Linked DNA regions of Mus musculus: region 1 is linked to region 2. The links are chromatin loops, found by intact Hi-C in ENCODE. Cell type or tissue: left cerebral cortex. All regions are shown on one strand. Links, peaks and the distances in the headings refer to the core of each region. The heading gives the core; the rest is flanking DNA.

Evidence for each region. Peaks named below come from ENCODE experiments on the same cell type or tissue, not always from the same donor. Only the 100,000 strongest peaks of a DNase experiment are listed, where the experiment ranks them.
Region 1: a loop joins it to region 2, with 2.3 times the contacts of the local background. A loop is called at or near these places in 6 of 42 quality-filtered maps.

What each region holds. Positions count from the first base shown.
Region 1 is chr5:150,255,868-150,266,380 of GRCm38, reverse strand. Fry (FRY microtubule binding protein) reads right to left here and starts at 6,451. Exons shown (of 61, transcript NM_172887.2): 1 at 6,043-6,451. The coding sequence starts at 6,112. In left cerebral cortex, for the core only: CTCF peaks have their summits at 4,866 and 8,432 (motif pointing left); DNase peaks (open chromatin) are centred at 5,816, 6,438, 6,637, 6,965 and 2 more places; H3K4me3 peaks cover 5,070 bases; H3K27ac peaks cover 5,228 bases.
Region 2 is chr5:150,343,738-150,354,250 of GRCm38, reverse strand. Fry (FRY microtubule binding protein) reads right to left here. Exons shown (of 61, transcript NM_172887.2): 5 at 8,608-8,698; 6 at 8,321-8,400; 7 at 8,125-8,205. Among named protein-coding and RNA genes, the nearest start is that of Gm36299, 59 kb to the left of the region's middle. In left cerebral cortex, for the core only: CTCF peaks have their summits at 4,706 and 6,204 (motif pointing right); DNase peaks (open chromatin) are centred at 2,201, 4,248 and 7,726; H3K27ac peaks cover 2,379 bases.

The sequences.
Region 1 (10,513 bases), core at 795-8,794, 87 kb after region 2:
AGAGAAGGTCCTCTGCAGCAAGAAAAGAAAAAATGTGTGTGTGTGTGCAAGTGTGTGTGCAAGTGTGTGTGCATGCATGACGGAGGGAGAGAGGGAGGGAGGGAGGGAGGGAGGGAGGGAGAGAGAGAGAGAGAGAGAGAGAGAGAGAGAGAGAGAGAGAGAGAGAGAGATTGTATATACTTAAGCACACAGAGAGGAGAGCAGGGTGTGCCAGAGGCTAAGAACTGGCAGAAAGTATTAAGCAATAAAAATTTAAATAGCTATAAAACACCAAGTTCCCAGCATTGCCCTTGATCCTTTGGTCCTTTTGGCAGATATGAAAACAATGCAGGGGCTGGAGAGACCACAAGGCTGCTCTTCCAGAGCTCCAGGCTTGGATTCCCAGCACGCACAGGGCAGTCCACAATCTTCCTGAGCCCCAGGGCATTCGCCAGCTTCTGCCCTCCACAGGAACCAGGCATAGAAGTAATGCACAGACATTTATGTAGGCAAAGCACTCATACAATTTTTTTAAACAAGCAAAACACTGTGATCAGCCTTGGGGAATGGGTGAACGGCATCTACTGACCTCCTGGTTTCAACCAACAAATCACTTTCTATGTTTTTTCCAAGTTTACAAGTGTGGATACTATATATCCCACAGGGTTGTGGGGAGGAACAAAGAAACAATCATTTGGCCTCTTTTGTCCAAGGTAGTCTCAGAGGACAGCATCCCTGCGTCACCATTAACTTTCACTCTCAAAAGTGTCCCAGTTTGGATGAATAATTATGTGACTGCCCTATATATAAGTCACTGAGCATGGCATTCAACACAAAACGGTTGTGTCTGTTACTCTAGGGCTGCTCAGGCATGGCCTGCCTAGATTTTAATGATGTGTGCCTTACATTCAAAACAAATAACAATAACTTGGTACAAACTAAAGGGCCTCCGCACCAGTGAGAGCATGACTGCTACAAAGTATCATTGAGGGGAAGGATTTTATGGTAAACTCGAGGGAGAGCAAGGCCTCTGTAAGTGCCCAGAGCAAGGAGAGAAAGTAGGAGATTGATTGTGGCCAGCAGTATGGAGAAAGCACAGGCAAAGGAAACCAATAAAGAGGAGCAAGTTGGGGGGTGTGGGAGTGTGGGGGAAGGGGGCAAGAGATCACACAGCTATAAGGAAGTGAGAAGCTGGGGGGAGATTAGCCTATGGGCTGGAAAGAATTAGGGTGGGGCATGGTAAGAAGAGCTGGGAAGAGCCAGGATGCCAGCATGGACTCTGTAGCAGGTACATGTGTATCTGAGAGAGCCTGGAGGCCAGCATGCACTTGGGTACACTAGCAAGCATGACAAGTAGCCATTTGTCCCAAGTTTCTTTTGGACCTGACAACTACCACCTCCACTCCGTCTCAACAACAAAGCCAGCAATGGATCCCTTGGTGCTGGAGAACAGGGATGCTGGCATAGGGTACTGTTCTCATTAGGCTTATTAACCGCTTCAGCAGAAGTGACCCTGTGGTCACTTCCGAGGGTATGCCACTGCCAAATAGTGATGAGCTACAGTGACGTGCAGCCTCTCCCCTGCCCAATAAAGCCAACAGTCCTTGATCCTCCACCGAAAGGATCAAATGTTGGTATGTAGCTTAGTGGTAGAACATATGTTCCACTTGTATGAGTCCCTGAGTTCTAACACACACACACATACACACACACACACCACAGACACCCCCAAAATGTGTCTGTACTTGAACTGTACCTATTGATAGGTTCAGGCAACTCTATTAATATTAATTTTCCACATCTTTACTCTGATTCTATAAAAGGTCTTTCTCTTGGAGCCTTTGAGGCTCACCTGCCGTATATTTACACACCAACACTAAGTACAGTTCATTGTACTACCCATGATTTCTTTGGCTCAGCAACTAATGTCATCAAGCCAGCATTTCTGTGCTGAATAGATTTTCTCTCTCCCCTGTCCCCTGCCCCTGCCTCTGTCAGTGAAAGGGTCTTACACAGATGGGGGTAACCTTGAACTCCCTATCTATCTGCCTCTACCTCTGAAGTGCTGGGATTACAATCGTGAGCCACCAAGCTCAGTGGATATCGTCCTTATCCACAGAATTAACTCACTACACCTGGGAATCCTGACTCCGGTTCTGCTGACGCACACAAGTTTCCTTAGAACACCCTTAGCCATGGTGGGGCACACACCAATCTCTACGCAAAGAGGTTATTTAGTTCTTCCAGAGCTGTTCATCGTGTGGGGAGTTCTAAGGCCCTGAAAGATTGAGTGAACATAAAGATGTCCTCAGTGGGCAGCAAAGGCTGGCTAGGTTCCAGGGGAAGGGTGCACATCGCCCTGGAAGGAGCCAGGTGATTCTGAATATGCGCTATGCAGCTCATTGGGCCAGTGTTCCCTGGGCGTCATACGGTGGTTAGCAGCACAAGGAAGCCATTTAGGCTTTTCAGACGACTAAGTTGAACCCCACACACTCACTCTCTGTCTGTGTAAACTCTCCTCCCCTGTGAGGGAGCTTGAAGCTAGCCATTCCAAACTTCATCTGGAGTGATGCTAAAGGCCAAAGCAACTTCCTGCCACAGAGACACTCCCAAGCCAACTCCACAGAGCTCCACATTTAAGGAAGGGGGGAGGGGTTGATAGTGGTTGAGATAAAAAGGGAGGGTTAAGAGGGGGGGTTAAGTTTGAAAGTAAATCCGAATTGCCATCTCTCCTTAGACTTTTCTTGCCCAGGGGTGAAGTAAGTGTTGACCATTCATAAAATAATCCACTGAGGATGCCAAGGCGCAGGGAAGAAGGCAATCTAGGCCACATTTTAAGTTTAGGTTCAGAAGGCAAAGGAGTGCCAGAACACATCTGTATTATTTTAGCATTTATCAGACATTCTCGCAGTGTGTTAGATGTTGTCCCAAGTGCTGTGCCTGAACACCCCATGCCTACGAGGCACCCGTTACTTCTGCTTGCTTTTCACGGACGAGGAAATAGAGTCATTGGTTAATCGACGGCCACCCAAGCACAGGCCCCAGAAGACTGGCGGCAAGCCCCTCTGGCTCTGTGACTCGTAGTGAGGGACTGCCAGATTATGGGGTGGAGATGGGAACAGTCAGGGATGTGGGAACAAGTCCCTGAACTGCCGAAGACAGAGAGGGAAAGAAGAGAGAAGACGGGAGTGCAGGGGGTAGGGTGGAGGGGGGGGGGCACGGAAGATATTGCCCTGAGAAAGATTAGGAGATGATATTAAGAAGACCAAAGAATATTCTCAGTAGGGCTGAGAAGACCGTGGCTGTGGCCACAGACACCAAGGACAGCAAATGGTCAGCCCAGGAAGGTCTGGATACAGTGGAAGGAACACCGGGACAGTTGTCCAAGAAAGTTAGGGAAAAAGCTACACGGTGAGTCTGTATAAGAGGAAGTGACATTTCCAGACAGCAGGCTACTGCAAGTCCTTGCTTCATTCAAACCGAACGAAGGGCAGCCTGACAGGATGGGTGTGGTGTGTGTGGTGCCACAGGGGGGAAAAAAAAGTGTCTGAAGCCACCAAGTAGAAACCAATTCATCTCACCAGGCAGAGACCAGTTTGCTTAATTAGCTTGTTAATTCTTCTGATGAGACAAAGATGTATATATATAGTGACATTTTGCCCCACAACGTGCCCTTTCTCTATCAAATGGAAACATTAACCCATGAAAGTTTATGACGTCATCTTTCCCTTTACTACTGCCCAGCAGAAGTAGTCAGCTGTAGCTGCAGAGTTTGTTTCATTGCTTTTTAATTGCCGCACTTGTGTAAATAAGCACCACCACATAATTAGGGGGCTGGTTCTCCATTCAGGTATGTGGGCGGGCACCCTCGGCTTTCCAACCTGGCAAGCTGGGCATGCGCAAGCACGCAGTGAGCTGCTTGCCCCGCGGTACATCCTTTCAGCCAAGGTTAGACTCATAGGCGAAGCCCCGAGGCTCCTGTTTTCCACTCTGTGTTTTGTACAGGCAAATTCCTCTCTCTGTTCGCTACTGGAAAGGTGTAAAACTTCAGAGATGAGAACTGTGCCAACCAGGCTGGGCGCAGGTAAGAGTTACAACAAGCTCCAAAGGGGATAGGCAGCTAGTGCGAGACTCCCTTTCCTCTTTTAAGAAAGGGGTATAAACCATCCAGACCTGCCCCACCCTCAAGAACACTTGGATAATTACCACCTTCAGTCTCTCGAAATAAAGGAATTAGGACACCTGCTCGGGGCTCTGTCGTAATTGTCTCTTCCACATACCCCACAGCCTGGCATGTAGCAGGGTACTCAGTAAATCTTTCCTGAATGAACTGGGAGGATTTGAAATTATGTCACAGATACTCTCAAAGTTGAGATGGACAATAATTTTGAGTCATTTCTTGGTGTGGGGATGCTGGGAGAAAGTAAGGAGTTTAAAGAAGGTGAAGCGGTTACCTGTCCTTGGAAGACAGACAAGAAGAGAAGATTTTAGAGAAATCCCTCTAGGTATTGTACAACATAAAGCATAATTTCCCATCCTGAGTGAGGCACGGCAAAACCGGATAGAAAGAAGCAGGCTGTGGACTCGTCAAACAAGCTTAAAATCCACATCCTGATGTCACACTTGTAAGCGGGGGATTTTGTTGTTTGGTTGTTTGTTTTTCCATTGAGATAAACTGCTCTCTGGAGTGTCCAGTCTGTCAAATTATTTTCATTAATCAGAGGGTCACCAGACAAAGGAAGATTCGTATGTGAGTCTGTGAGTATGGAGTATCCGGAAAATGAACCCAAGTTAAAAGATTTATGGCTTCAACAAAGCAGCAGCACTACTCCCAAATGGCCTCCCGCTTGTACAGAAACACTCCAGACAAGCCCCCTAGTGCACAGTGGGGCTCCCTGAGCTGGGGAAAATGGCTTCTGTGGAGATCATCCACAGATGCAACCCCCAAATATCTTTGGACAGGCGCTTCAGCTTTCTCAAAACAATCTAGCCCAAGTTCTCTTGCCTAGGTTTGTTTACATAAAAAGGATTTTTAGCTACAGGTCATTCGTGGAGGATACGTTCGGTACCCCTCAGGGTTCCAGGTAGGTTAATTAGTATATACCCAATAAAATATAGAAAATAATTTTTAGAAACAAAATTTTAATGCAAAACAGTCGAGAGCGTCTAAAAGATCTGTCAGTCATTTGGCACAAAATCAGCACAAAAGCAGATGCATCAATAAGACTCTGTTTTTAAAGTGTGCAGAAAAATGCAAGGTATCCCTGAACATCTGAAAGGCCTCATTCTGATTTCTAACCCAGACCCAGGATGGCTTAGAGGTTGCCTTTTTGAAATAGTGAATTGCTAACAATTTTTATATAGGTCCGAAATGCAACTTCAGAACCATGATATTTTTATAGCCTAAGGAACCATCTGGGTCAGACCCATACTTGTTTACATTTCAGAAGCACGCTTGTACTAGAGCAACTAAGACCTCTAGAAGCTGGAACAGATAAACAGCCTTCTGAACACCATGCACAGGTACCAGGGATAGACCAAATGGATCTGCAGACCAGTTTGTGCCTAACAAAGATGAGTCTTAGGTTTTGGACTTCCAAGTCGTTTTCCCTCTTCAGACAATTACAATAATTGTCAATAATACAATAATTGTTAATAAGACAATTACAAAGTACTCTCTACCCTGCCACACCCCTTCGGCTAAGCTGCACTTCACAAAATATTTAGATGAAGCCTGAACACAGCAAACAAACACCAGGCAGGCAATGCAGCCTGGCATGCCGAACCTGCCCTCCCCAGAGTCAGAAGGGCCGCATCTCTGGAAATTCTAAGGAAAAAAAAATCTATTAATTTTATTGCAGCCTTCAAAGTTGAGCAGGGATAGTTCAGACACTGACGTTTTTGATTTTCACAGCAGATGGAGAGAGAGAGAGAGAGAGAGAGAAACTTCCTCAGCTCACAAACATATGTGTCCAGTTGAGATATGATTGCTCCAACCTTAGCAGCATCCAGAAAACAAAACCAAAAAAAAAATTATATATATATATATTTTCTATCACTCACCGTTACTCCAGGATTTCAGTAAATATTTGATACTGATTTCAAAGAAGCCGGAATCCTGCTGGCTGGCCATGTCTGCCTCATACAAAGAAGCCCCTAGGACTAGAAGCTGCAGTTGGAGGAGCAGGTACCGGGCGTGGAGATGTGCCTGTCACAGGTTAGTGATGTAAGCGAGGGTCAGAAGCAAACGGCCACGCTCCTCATTTAAAGGACACCGGGAGAGGGATGCTCAACCTCTTCTCCTCTTCCTCCTCCTCCGGGGCCAGGGCTGGCTTCTTATTTGCTGGGTGCTGATCTCCCTTGCAAGCCTTCAGAGGCAGAGGCCTCAGCCGCTTTCATTTCAGAGCTGACATAAGCAGCAATGCCTGCCTACTGCCTGCGGCCGCCCACATGCTCAGCCACAGCCAGGTATGGTGGCAGAGTCCCCACCCGCACTGTGAGCTGCTGCTGCACCCGGGTGGACAGATGTCTGGGCCTCCTGGCTGCCCACCCTGCAGCCCCCCGCTGAGGGATGGACTGAAGCCCCGCCCCCAGCCCCTTCCTTTCTCAACCTGAGCTCCCACCCAGCTTCCACCTCCCAGCTCGCTAGGGGAGGGACTAGGAATTTGCCAGCTGCCTGAGGCTCCTCGGTGCAGAAAGGTTGGCAGGCGGCAGCCCGGGGTGTGCTCGGGCTGCGATTTCCCCTTGTGTCTGTCCCTGAAAACACTCAACTGCGGCACTCTGCGGTAAGCCAGCTGCACCCTTGCATTTGGAAGCAGCGGCGTTTGGGGAGGGGTGTGTGAGTGTGTGTGTGTGTGTGTGTGTGTGTATGTGTGTGTGTGTGTGTGTGTATGGGGGGGGGGGGGGGGATTCTGTCATCGCTGCAACCGAGAAGCCAGACGCCTGCCTGCCTGGCCTTTCCTTCCTTCTCTGGGATGTGCAGACGGGGATCCGCATTTTGTGCAATACAGGCTTTTTGAGGGGCACCCTAGCCTCAAAGCCTGAAGGGAAGGAACACATGCTTAGTCGGCTTGCCTAGCGAACGCCCGGATTCCACCATGGACCGGTTTCTTCATGTTGTCATTTCTAAGACTCACACAGACCAACACACCTTATTTCATAAGCACGAAGGAGCTAGGATGCAAAGGCATTAGGCGCCTGCCTTCTCCTTAATTCTTGGTATCATGTGTCCTGATTTCAGTCGGCTTTGTTTCTCACAACTAATAGGCTTAGTGGAGGGATTAAATAAGAGAATTGTATTTTGACAACGATGGAACCTCTGTCAGGTGAGGTTTGACCAGCCATTTCGAAAGCCACTGGGCCCTCTTTTCCTCAGCATATCTATGACTGGAAGTTTCCAATAGAATGAATTATAATGTAGTAATTATTTAACGCCGCCGCCCCCCTCCCCCCCGCCCGGGCACACAAACGTACAAATTCCGTCCTCCAGCCAACACACAAACAAGACTTCCTAGTTCCTCTCCTAATTCATTCGAGAAACGAAAGGACAGTATACTTTTTTTTTTTCTAGCAAAGAACTTTAAAAACCAATTAAATGCCACTTCTAGAAATGTCCTGGTTTACCTGTGAATGTGGATATGGATACAGTACAGGATACACTCCTATACTCAATGCTTCAGCTTCCTGAAATCCTTCATCAGACTGAGGTCTCCCTAATTCACATGCATACTTCAGTGATGAGTTCATTTTTTTTTTAATCAGCTGTACCGAGAATGTACGAGATCTATGTAAAAGATGATTGGAAGGCTTTCCTTCAAAAATATCCATTAATAACTGGGTTGGCACTCCCCCATCTTACACAGCACTGAAAGAACAAGCCACAGGGGTACTGAGAAAAATGCTACATTGGCTCTCCCAGGGCCCCAGTCTCACCTGGCACCAGCTAGCTTCACTTGCATTGAAGCCTAAGGGAAATTATTAACTTTGCTAAACCTTGGACCCTCATTTATACAGTAGGCATACTCAATGCACCCATTTATACAGTGGGCATAATCAAGGCAACATTTCCTTGCACACAGCACTCTCATATTCCATTACTTAGTGAACCAATAGTAATAGTAAGTAGTGGGGGAGAGCAGGTTGTGATAAGCAAACAAGCTACTCTATATCGCCACTATAAATATTTATGGTTCGTTTGTTTTTGAGACAGGGTCTCTCTTTGTCTCCCTGGCTGTCCTGGAAATGACTATGTAGACCGCCTGACTCTACCACCTAAGTGCTGAGGTTACAGGTGTGCACCACCACACCCAGCCTTAAATACATAAACTTTTTACATCTTAATTTGGGACTTGAGAAAGGGCTCAGCTGTTCTTGAGGAGGACCCATATACAGTACCCAGCATCCCCAAACATCAGTAATTCTGGTTCCGGGGGTTGCAGCGCCTTCTTCTGGCCTCCACAGGTACTGCATGCACAGATACACATGCGGGCAAAACACTCGTATACATAAAGTAGAAATGAATAAATCCTTTAGAAAACTCCCAACACAGGTTTTAAAATTTTTCGGTGGTGCTCTGAGCCTACTTCCTGGTCACTCCATGCATTTCAAAGGAAACGATGATAAAGACTTAAAGCTAGTTAGGAGAAAAAAAAATGGCATTTAGTTTTTCCTGTGAAGAGTGAATTGGCTGTTCTGTATCAGGCTCCACACTTTTATTTTAGTAAGTGGACATACATCCTAAATAAACAGAAGAGGCCTTCTGCTCTGCTCAAAGTCTGGCCCATCAAAGGGAACGAAACCTGCTGCAAGCTGGGACAAGACCAGCTTCTTTTGTCCAGTTTTCTTGGGGAGGGGCTCATTTAAAAAAAAATACAAAAACAAACCTGAAGGCACCTAAACTACTTTGAAGTAGAACAATAAAATCAGAATCTGTCCCTGGCTTGCTCCCTGACTTCCACTGTCATTTAAGACAACCTATAGCTATCTCAGTTCTCACGTCCCTAAAAGTCCTGAGCCGTCTCTGGAGACAGCGAACAGGCACTGGGGGCTGAACGAAAGATAAGAGGGGGAATGATGGAGAGCAGCCAGAAATGAATGGTTTCAAAGAGTAGGGTGTGTGTGTGTGTGTGTGTGTGTGTGTGACAGAAACAGAGAGACAGAGAGACAGACAGACATAAAAAAGAGTCAGAGGAGAGAGAGACAGAGGCAGAGACAGAGGAGAGAAAGATGGAGAAAGAGAGACAGAAAGAAAGGCAGAGACAGAGGCACAGGAGAAACAGAGGAGAGAGAGAAAGATGGAGATAGACAAAGACAGAGGAGGGAGAGAGAGGAGAAGAGAGAGAAAGAGAGATAGAGACAGAAAGTAGCCTGAGACAGGGGCTAGCAACTGACGAGAGCATCTATGTTTATAGAATATAAATTCCTTGCTAAAATACACATTTTAAAATCATATTTAATCCTCACTTCAAACCTGCAAGCTGGGGAGGGACTAAGAGTAGATGAGAAAAATTGAGGTTTAAAGAAATATAAGGTGAAAGTCACCTAGCTAATAAAATGTATGTCTAGCTCATTTAGTCACTCATTGTTGATAAATCGTCACCATCATCTCTACCACCACCACCACCATCATCATCATCACCATCACTTTTAATTGTAAACCAGATTGAGGGTCGACTTCCTCAGAGAATGTTCAGGGAAGAGACACCCAGAATCCCTGATAGCGGACAGCCTATTCACCACCCACTTCCCTGGCTTTTTCCTGGTTGAAGAATTGTTCCCCGGAGCTTTGCAGTACCCTGAGGAGCCTAGAGAGAGATGCCATTATTCCTCACAGTAATCTGATCCACTGTACAGGTCGTGTCTCTCCAGGGACCCCTGACCCACAGTGGAGGTCGGATGGCTGTTGAGAAAATTCCAGCCAGGTGCTGTTCTCCATGTGAAGGGTGGAAGGGCTCTTCCTACCCTGCTGTGGGATGGAGCCAGCTGAGGACTCAGTCCAGGGGCAGCACATGTATTTTATAACCAAGACACAGGTCTGGACAGGTGGGTGTGCTGGATGGCACGGAAAGAACAAATTTTCCAAGAAGGGGGTGATCAACATGACCCCAGAATCCCCACTTATGAGGTGACAGTGCAGGATGAGGCTGGTAAAGGGTGCTCAGACTGAGTCTCAGAATTGATGCCACCCTCCCCAATCCCCCGTCACAACTGTCTGCTTCTCTCATCTCCCCCCTCCTGTTCATGCCTACTGAGGGTTATCTGCTCAGTATCAGAAGCACAATTGGGGGCCACCAAGATGGCTCTGTTGGAAAAGGTGACTGCCACCAAGCCCAGTGAGTTTGATCCCTGGGACCCACGTGGTGGAAGAGAGAACCAAGTCCCACAAGCTGTCTTCTGACTTTCATATATGTGCCATAGCATACATTTGCACATGGACACACACACAGACAGACAGACAGACAGACAGACAAATAAATGTGACAAAAGCGCAGCGCGTTTACATTTTAATTCATAATTTATTTATGTTTTCCTAGCA
Region 2 (10,513 bases), core at 1,612-9,611:
GACCCTCTCATGAGGGTTTAGATCTTAACCTGAGCATGCCAAACAGACAAACACACACCCGTCCATTTTCTCAGGCCACCAAAATACTTGCAGGTCCCTAGGGCCCAGAGTGTCCGACAGCGAGCATCTGGGTGCAGTTCATGGGATCGGCTATTTCTGACAGTGACCACAAATAATTTTTGGATATGTATCTCAAATAATGACTAAAATACCCCAATTTCCATTGCTGAAGTTTTCTGTTGTTCTTGTATAATTTTAGGTTAATGATTACGGAAAAATATATATTTTTAAGTGGAAGGAAAAGTCCAGTAATGGGAAAATTGAAATTATATCTGAGAGAAGAAGGTGAAGGGCTGGCACATGCCTGGGATGGCAGAGGGAGAGGCAGAAGGAGAGGCAGAAGGAGAGGCAGAAGGAGAGGCAGAAGGAGAGGCAGAAGGAGAGGCAGAAGGAGAGGCAGAAGGAGAGGCAGAAGGAGAGGCAGAGGCAGAGGCAGAGGCAGAGGCAGAGGCAGAGGCAGAGGCAGAGGCAGAGGCAGAGGCAGAGGCAGAGGCAGAGGCAGAGGCAGAGGCAGAGGCAGAGGCAGAGGCAGAGGCAGAGGCAGAGGCAGAGGCAGAGGCAGAGGCAGAGGCAGAGGCAGAGGCAGAGGACCATTAGCTTGAGTCTAGCCTGGGCTATATAATAAAACTGGTTCAAAGAAGAAGCTACTGGGGATGGAACTCAGTCAAACAGCACTGGCTCAGCATGGCAAAGTCCGGCTCCCTGGTACCACAGCAACAACAATAACAACAACAATAACAATAAATAAATAAACAAATAAATAAGAATGACCTATCTACTATGTGTAGTACAGGCTTCTAGAGTTTGAGCTGGTGATTGAACACAGATACAAAAGCTACAGTGCCTACTTTCAACTTCTCTGTATTGTTGAAAAAGCAGATTAATACCAACGACACCTGTAACATCATTTTTTGAAATTTCAATCAAGGATATAAAGCTAATTGCTTGGGCCAGGTATGGTGGTACATGATTTTAATTCCAGCACTTGGGAGGCAGAGGCAGGTTGATGGCTAGTCTGGTCTACATAGTGACTCCTGGGCAGCTGGGGCTACACAGAGAGTCTCTCAAACAAACATACAAACAAAAAAGCCCTAAAGCTAATTGCTTTTCTAGTTCTAACTCTGTCGTAGATTTTCAGGTTTTGGTGGTAAATAAGTGCAGAAAACATATCTGAAAATATAAGGTCCAATGCGAAGTTCTGTAGGGCCACATCGTAAGGAGTTTATTGAGATGCATAGACTCTGAGTATGGTTAATGTTGGTCCATGGAGTTTTTTATTTGGGGGTTCTTTATAATAAGGTTTTAGTAAATAATAATAAATGATTCATTATCAAGGCTAGGAGTGTAGAGAGTTGGCTTGATGCTGCTTGTATCCTAATGCTAACATTGGGCCCCAAGACTGGTGCCCCAGAGATAAGAGAGTCTGAACAGTAAGACACTAAGTGACCCTGACCCCAAGTTATTTCTGATTGGTAAATAAAGATGCCAACAGCTAATAGCTGGGCAGAAGAGACATAGGTGGGATATAGGTTTCATGGGCTTGGGGGCCAGAGAGGGCACACGAGGAAGAAGAAGGTGCAGGAGAAGGAGACTCCACCATGGGTTAGGAATAAAGAAAACAGGGTGCTGAGGGCTGGCCAATTAGAGTTAAGAGCAGCCCAGATGAAACATAGTAAGCAATAACTCGGGGTTATCGATAGGACAGTAGAGTCTAACAGCATGGAGGTAGATATCAGGCCAGCTCTTGTGCTGTTTAAGGATTATTGTAACTATAAAGGCTGTGTGTAGTTTTTACCCAGGGACAAAATGATCAAAAGCGGGGTAGAAACCCTGGGTCGGAACTAACAATTCCCATAATATAGGAGGCGAGGGAATATAGCAAACTGAACTTAGGAAGGGCAACTGTGATCATGAAAGCTGAGTGGGAACTACCCAGATCTGAGGAGTTCAGAGCAACTGTTGCCCTTGAGGTAGAAATCACAGGACACGTGACAGGACACAGAGGAGGGTACAGGGACACTCTGCTTGCAGACACAGAATGGGCCTGCACCCATAGTTATGGCTTACTAAACCTTACATTTTATAGGGTTTCCGATGTCTGCTGCATTCTTTTTAGAAAGGCAGCTGAGCAGAGGTGTTAATGTCCGCACAGAAATGTAAATGCATTTGGGTGAGGTATTCTCCAGGGAGCTGGTGACTCACTAAGGGCTCACTCCTGATCTGCAGTGGCATTTCCCACTTCCTGGACAACATTTCAAACTGGCCCATCGTGCTGTCTCTAACATTTCCTGAATACTTGGGAAATAAGGGAGGAAATATTGGTTGTATATCATTTTATATAAATTAACACAGGGATTGTAAAGTTGTGGTTTTGTCTTTCAGATGAAGATACTCGTAAAGATTAAAATGTAAATTGTATTAAATTTAGAAAGCTCAATTTGGTGTCAGGTAACGCTCATTTGGGTGGAAACTGAGAATTGTACTCCTGAACGTTTTAAAATTAAATCCTAAATTCCAATGACACCATTCTTTTCTATTTCATATGTGTGCAGTACACTACATATAAATATACATACCACACACACACACATATATATATGTTAAGATGGCAAAGATGACCATAGAGACAACAGATATCTAAGAGGCACTTCAACCACACACAGTAGCTCTTTAATCCTCAGGGCAGTCCCGTGAAGGGGCATGGTTGCATCCCTCTCAAACATCAAGGCTTCAAAACCTAATAGAGCCAGACAGCTGATCAATGATGGAGCTGATGTCTGAAGGCCATGGCTGACTCAGACTTTCCTCCTCTTACTCCCATGAGACACACTAAGACTGAATTCAGGATTGTTTAAGTATGTTTGTTCCCTATGTGGGCAAGGTCTGAAAACTCACTGAAAAGATACCTTTTGACACAGGATCACTCTAGGTTTCCCAGGCTGGCCTGGAACTCTCGGTATCCCTGGCAGACTGCAAGCCTTAAACCTCCCAATTCTGCCTCAGTCTCCGGAGTCTAGCCCCTGCCTAGATTTACTGTTTGGGTTGCTTATGCCTCTCCCTCGTACCCCCAAGTCATACACAGAGTGAGTGTGACTATTCTAGGAGATGGGGCCCTTGAAGAGGTATGGGAAGACGGGTTGTCTGGCGTGGGCCCTCACTCAATATGCCTGGGGGATGTTTTAAAGACAAGATAATTGGAACATAGCACCGACAGGTAAAGCCACAATGAAGGGCTACTTCTCCACAGGGGAATCAGCCCTGCCAGCACCTTGAACTTGATGCCTGGAACTCTGAAGAAATAAATGTCTGTCAGTAAAGCTTTCTCAGGTCTGTGGCCTTTGTTACAGCATCCTGACCTATCACGTGGGCAACCGCCTCGCCAGCTAATGCCTACAGCTTGAAAGGGAACTGACCCGACAGACCAAGCCACTTTCCTCAACGACTAAAACAAGCATCACGTGGATGAACATACAGTTATCTGTGTGGCATCCTGGTCTGTGGTACAGGTCGTTAAGCCCCAGCGACTCCGGAGACTGAGGCAGAATTGGGAGGTTTAAGGCTTGCAGTCTGCCAGGGATACTGAGAGTTCCAGGCCAGCCTGGGAAACCTAGAGTGATCCTGTGTCAAAAGAAATAGCCTGTAAGGAAACATAACAAGAAGATGGATGGGATATGCATCTGCAGAACAGTGTTTCTCAGCATGCTTGAGGACCTGGGTCCAAAGGTAGTCACCGGCCTAACATATGGGAGGTCCTGGGTTCAATTTCCACTCCCAAAGGAAAAGAAGCAAGGAAGCAAGCAAGGAAGGAAACAAGGAAGGAAGCAAGCAAAGGAGGTAGGAAAGAGAAAGAGGAAGAGAAACGGGCTAGGGAGGGCAGGCAGAAAGATTCTTGACTTGAATGTGTTACAGTTCTCTCCTTTAATGCTTATTGTCTGACACCTCTGAGCTAGGTGCAGGCTCCACAAGATCAGGCACACAGTAGGTACTCAGGAGCGATGCTGAGCACATTAATTGCTTAGGAGTGGGAAGTCCTGATGTGGAGGTGGTTAAGCAGAAGCCCCACACACCCTTGTGCGCCCACTCGGAGGACGTCACTGAGAGGCATCTCAGAGTGAACACGGTCAGAATGTGTAATTAATATCAATTCATTTCTCCCGTTGAATAACAGGCACTTCTCATAGAAAAGGCCTGCAGTTATACATCTATTCTTTTACTCTTAATCCACAGCTAACAAGGAGAGGTAGAAAAAGGCAGGCTGCTTACGTAACTCAGTACGTCAATACGATGAGGCAGTGGCTAAAATTTTACTTTTTCATTTAAAAATAGATGCAACTATTTTTTTTTTTACTGTGAAAAGTTCCATATAACACAAACATGTTATTTTAGGATACAGCCAACCTGCAGATCTATTTCCAGTTAAAGTCTAATTTCTTTTATAATGGTCTCCTTTTTTGTTGTTTTTTTTAAAGAAAGAAGATTATCTATGGTGTTTCCTTTAATACTTCATTTGGTGCTATATTTAGCATATACAAGAATTAAACAATGACTCAATTTGTGGTATTCTATGAAACTCACATAAAGGGGCCTGAAGAAATTACTCAGTGGTTAAGAGCACCGGCTGTTCTTACAGAGAACCTGGGTTCAATTCCTAGCACCCACAACCACCTGTAACTTCAGTTTTAGGGGATTTGGCACCCTCTTCTGGCCTCCTCATGTACTGCACACACATGGAACACACACACACACATACACACACACACACACACACACACACACACACACACACGAGGGCAAAGCATCCATACACATTAGAAAAAAAAAGAAAAAAATGAAAAACATGAATAAAGATGAGAAACCAACCAATCAACAACCAACCAACAGCCTAACCTTGAATGATAGCAATTAATGCATTTGCTAATGAAATGAACATCTTATAATTTGAGTTATTTCTTTTTTTAAAAGATAATATATATATATATATATATATATATATATATATATATATATATATATATATATATATATATAAATACACTCCAGATACAGCAGAAGAGGGCATCAGATCCCATTACAAATGGCTGTGAGCCACCATGTGATTGCTGGGAATTGAACTCAGGACCTCTGAAGAGCAGCCAGTGCTCTTAACTGCTAAGCCATCCCTCCAGCCCATCTCTTTTCTTTTCTTGTCTTGTCTTTTCTTTTCTTTTCTTTTCTTTTCTCTCTTCTCCTCTCTTTTTTCTCTTTTCTCTCTCTCTCTCCCCGCTTCCTCCCTCCCTCTCTCTCTCCCTCCCTCCCTTTCTCTCCCCCCATTTTTTTTTTGGCTTTTCAAGACAGGGTTTCTTTGTGTCACCCAGGCTGTCCTGGAACTCACTCTGTAGTCCAGGCTAGCCTCTCAGTGGCAGCAATCCTTCTGCTCCAGTAACCTGAGATTTGGGGCGATGGCTTGAGCTAACACACTTAGCATGACATTGTTTCTCAACTTGTTCGGAGCCTGCCTAGCCAAGGACAGTCATTTGACAATATGCAGTAGTATGCATTATTCATAAAAACTAAGAGAAGTACAAACATTTATTTTTTGTTATTTTAACATACCAAACTTTCCATGTGATAACATGAGAGAACTTTACTAGTATAATTACAAATATACTGAGATTTTTCATAGTCTGATGAGTCAGCAAATATACATATTGATCTCTTCTTTTCAAGATCATTTCTAAGTATGCATGAACTAAGGACCAGATAATTGCAGCTTTATCCAGTTTAATGCAAAAATATTCACTACTCAATTAAATGAAACTATTTCTTTTTTTTTTTTTTTTAAGATTTATTTATTTATTTATTTACTTATTATATGTAAGTACACTGTAGCTGTCCTCAGACACTCCGGAAGAGGGAGTCAGATCTTGCTACGGATGGTTGTGAGCCACCATGTGGTTGCTGGGATTTGAACTCCTGACCTTTGGAAGAGCAGTCGGGTGCTCTTACCCACTGAGCCATCTCACCAGCCCAAATGAAACTATTTCTAAAATACATCATTCCTCCTTTCCCTAGTGACTCAGGAACCACAAGATCATAATAGATTTTTTTAAAAGTATATTTGAGACCCAAGCACAATGGCCTGCAGTGCCTGAGGTAGCCAGGAGAGGGCGTCAGATCCCCTGGAACTGGAGTTACAAGTGGTTGTGAGCTACCTTGTGCTGGGAACTGAACTCAGCTCCTCTGTACCTCTGACCAGCTCTCTAGCCCCTGTCATTTAGTGTAGCCTTCATCTGGTGCTCCTCTGTGACTGTCTGTCATTCACCTTGATACTTCTCCCTCATGTCAGTACCTTGCCCTCCAGACAGTCCCACCTCCATTTTCTAACGTTGAGGTTTTCCTGTGTGAGAAAGCAGACAACTCCTTTGCTGGAAAGATGGATCAGAGAGAAGGAAAACTCAACACAAGCCATGTTGGGGGGTGGTGACTCTACTTTCTATGGTCTTATGGTTTTACCTGGCTTAGGTGAAGTTGCTGTATTAGGAAAACGCTTTGGAGGGGCCAGCGAGATGGTTTTGGAAATAAAGGTGCTTGCTGCCAAGCCTGAGGACCAGAGTTTACTTCTCAGGACTTGACAGTGGAGAGAACTGACTCTTGCCAATTGTTTGTGCCTCCTAATAGAAGGATGATGATGATGATAATGATGATGACGACAACGACGAAGACATAAAAAGTTTGATAAATTATGCACTTCCATGGTGTGAGGAAATTTCATTTGTCTTTTTTTCTTTTCTTTTTACTGTTCCTTAAACAATACAGCGTGTCAACTATTTCCACAGCATTCATATGGTATCAGGGGTTATGGGTTACCCAGAGTGACCTAACTGTATGTCGGAAGAGCAAAGCTTATGTGGAAAGACTGCATATGCTGTTTGCATGGACATGAGCATCCCAGACTTTGGTATCCATGGGAACAAGGGGTGAGGCAGGGATATGGGCTGGCTTGATCTTACTCAGGTCTTAAACACAGAGCCGTAGCTGCTTCGAGTTCATACGGGCAACAGCCCTTCCGTGTCCAGCAAACATTTTCACAGCAGGCAAACACTACCTCTGGTCCTTAACCATCTTTCTGCTCTCTCTTCCCTGATGCTTCCTAGGCCTTAGAGACACGGAGTATGAGATGGCTGTCTTAGAGAGAGAATGCCATAGTATCTTACTCTGTACACTGATCAGTTGAGAGTCCCTGTATTATTGACATCTACTGCAAAAAGTAGCTTCTCTAATGGGGGTTGAGGAATGCACTAACTTAATGGTCATGAAGAATTCCATCCCTTGAAGACAGACCTCCCTCTCCCTCTCCCTCTCCCTCTCCCTCTCCCCAACCCCCCCCCCCCCCGACTGCACTTCACGGGGACTGGGGCATCATTCGCCATAAGCTGTTTCCTTGGCCTGAATTCCCACCATGTCCTTAGTTGCTTGTACCTGATCTAGCCATTCAGGCTTTTGACTGGATTGCCTCTGAGTTGAACGGAATGAAGCCTGGCAGGTAGGGTGTGACCGTGTCTGGAATGAGTTTATCAGTGCTCACAGTCTAACATGGCACTGTTCTAGCCTGCTAAGTATCACAGGGCCAGATAAATTTAGCAAGGAGAATTTCCCCCCTGACTTGTTTCCATGACAATGTCTGGGACATTTTTAGCTCAGTTGAATTAAGCAAGGTCTGTAGTGAAAGGGACATTGTAGAATGGAATTTTCCCACTTACGAGTGAGAGCCTGTAAGTAACTATCTGGTCCTGGCGGACTGAAAAGCAAAACAAAACTAAACTAAAAGATGTCTTTGGAATATTTGAGAAGAGAGAAAGTAATTTGGTCACACACATTTTTTTTTTCTTTCTTAGAAACAGTGGCCCGAAATGAAGGGATGTGGTGGGATCTGGTCCAACTGCCAAGATGGAAGAGGCAGTTTGGACCTGTTTTGAGGGAGACTCTAGTTGGCTTCACACTCTGCACATGCTTCTGTAAGTTAGAGGCTCTGTAAGTTAGAGGCTTCTGTACGTTAGAGGCTCAAGGGCGCCGGCACTCACTCACTTGGCTTGGGCCAGCACTCCGATGACCTCAGCATACAGATCAGCCACAATGTGCATATTGCCAGTGTTGGGACCCAGGTACCTGAGTGGGACAGAAGCAGACAAGTTAGGGGTCTGGTGCCCAGAAAAGATCAATGAGCTAAATTAGAAGTTAGCGTTCTACGTTGTCAATACTCTAAGGAGGGAAATCGCCTTACCCTTCTTTGTATTTAAAGTGCTTGAAAGCCAAGTTAATAATATCATGTATTAAGCTGTCAATTACAGGATGAAGGGGGATCTGGAAAAAAAAAGATGACATTGAATTTGGAAGAGATTATTAAACAACCTGTCTATAATAGTCACTCCAACAATGACACATGGCCTATTGTAATCAATAAACAGGGTCCACATTGCCCAGTAATTCATAAGCCATACATTCAGACTTTTAAAACGTAGTCAGTCTTACAAAGTGTAAATAGAAAGTGATAGTAAATGAATCACTCACCTGTTTCAAGACTTCTATTAACACTAAAGAAAAGATGAAATCAATGGCAAGGTCCCGTCTCTCCATTAAATAGTCTCGCTGCTGTTCATCACTGTGAAGGTTAAAACGAAGGTACTTTTAGGGTGAAGTGGACCATCTCATCAGAAGACTGCTCCCAGTCCCCACCCTGGACCACCCTGCTCTGACAAGATCATGTGTTACCCTGGACCACCATGCTATGACGAGATCATGTGTTACCGCACAGGAAGGTTGCTGCTTTCATTATGGCTCAACGGGCAAATACTGCCAGAATATTTGATTTTAAAAAAATGCCAACCATATAGCCATCTGTGGGTGCAGAACCTCATTCTGTGAACTTTCCTATAGTCCCCCTGCAGCCCAGGAATGCGACTGTTGATAAAATAAGATTCATATGTGAGACAGAGCTTCCAGGGTGGGGGTGTGTGTTCAAAGGATCTTGGGACTTAAGGTAGCGATGTAATTAACAGATTTCACAAAGGATCCTGGGTAACGAGAAGCTGGAAGCATTTGACAGAGGAAGTGATATGACAGGAATGGAAGGAAGGGAGGAAGGAAGGAAGGAAGGAAGGAAGGAAGGAAGGAAGGAAGGAAGGAAGGAAAAAAGGGAGGGAGGGAGGGAGGGAGGAGGAAGGGTAAAGTGGAGTATTTGTATTCATTGTAAAGGCATGCCAAGGGAAATGTGCATCTCCTTGCCTGCTTTCTGCTGGGTACTGACCTTGACCCTCAATGGGTGGGATGGCCATGGTGTGGAAATGTCCTGACTTAAACTATGCCTCTTCTACCTTTCCCAATGATGAGAGGGAAATGCTAATGATACAGATTGACTGTCTCTTCTCTGAAATGCTGGGGGATGTCTTCTCACTTTGGAGTATTTGTACATGTAACATCTTGGGGATGAGATCCAAATCTAAGCACAAAATTCCTTATGTCTCATGAATACTCTCTGATGGTGATTAGCATGGGTCGAGCATACTGCTCTCTGTGTCGCCTGCATCTGTGGTGTGAGATCAGCCGTGGGGTCATCTACTTTTGACCTTCCTGTCACATCAGACATTTATTTATTTATTTATTTATTTAGGAGCACTTCAGTTTGGGGATTTTTTTTTTTCAAGAGAGATGGTCAACTTTACTTGAATGAAGGTTTGAAGTGGTCAGGCATCTATAGTACTTAGTGTAATCTCCTAAACACATAGAGGGTCCATACTTGTTGAGGCTAACAGGATACACACTCCCTTGGAAGGTATTTTCAGAATAAGCCAAAGGAATTTAAAGCATGAGATGCTTTTGTTGTGTGTCTAGGAATGAGGAATAAGAGGAAAACAAGATGGGATTTCAGACACGTACACGTACACGCACACGCACACAGATGCGCGCATGCATACATATACACACACACACCCCCATACGCACACACACATACACCAAGGCACAGACCCATGCACACACACACGAACTTCTGGAAGTGCCTGTTATTGTATGAAGTCACATCCGGTAGGTTGGTGAGGTTAAGAAGGGAAGCTTTGGTTTCGCTTTTCCAAGGGAAATCATGGTCAGATCATTTCTGAGCAGCAAGACAGGAGGAAGAGTGTAAACAAATCCATCCAAGGTCATTTGAGACCCACCTGAGCTCGGTGCTAGAAAATGAACAAATCTGTATTCAAAAAGAGAGCCTTCCCAGTCGAGACTCCAGCACGCACCTCACGAGACAGAAAAAGGAGGTTTGAAGCAAGAGCAAGAAGGCTCTCAATACAGCAGCAGTAGAGCCGCTTGGTAAAGGTCCTTTAAAGCAGCCAGAGAAGGCGACAACCCAAGCTCCATTCCTGGAACCCCAGGTGGAGGTGACTCCCCAAAGCTGACATACACGCATGCTGGACCACCTCCCTCG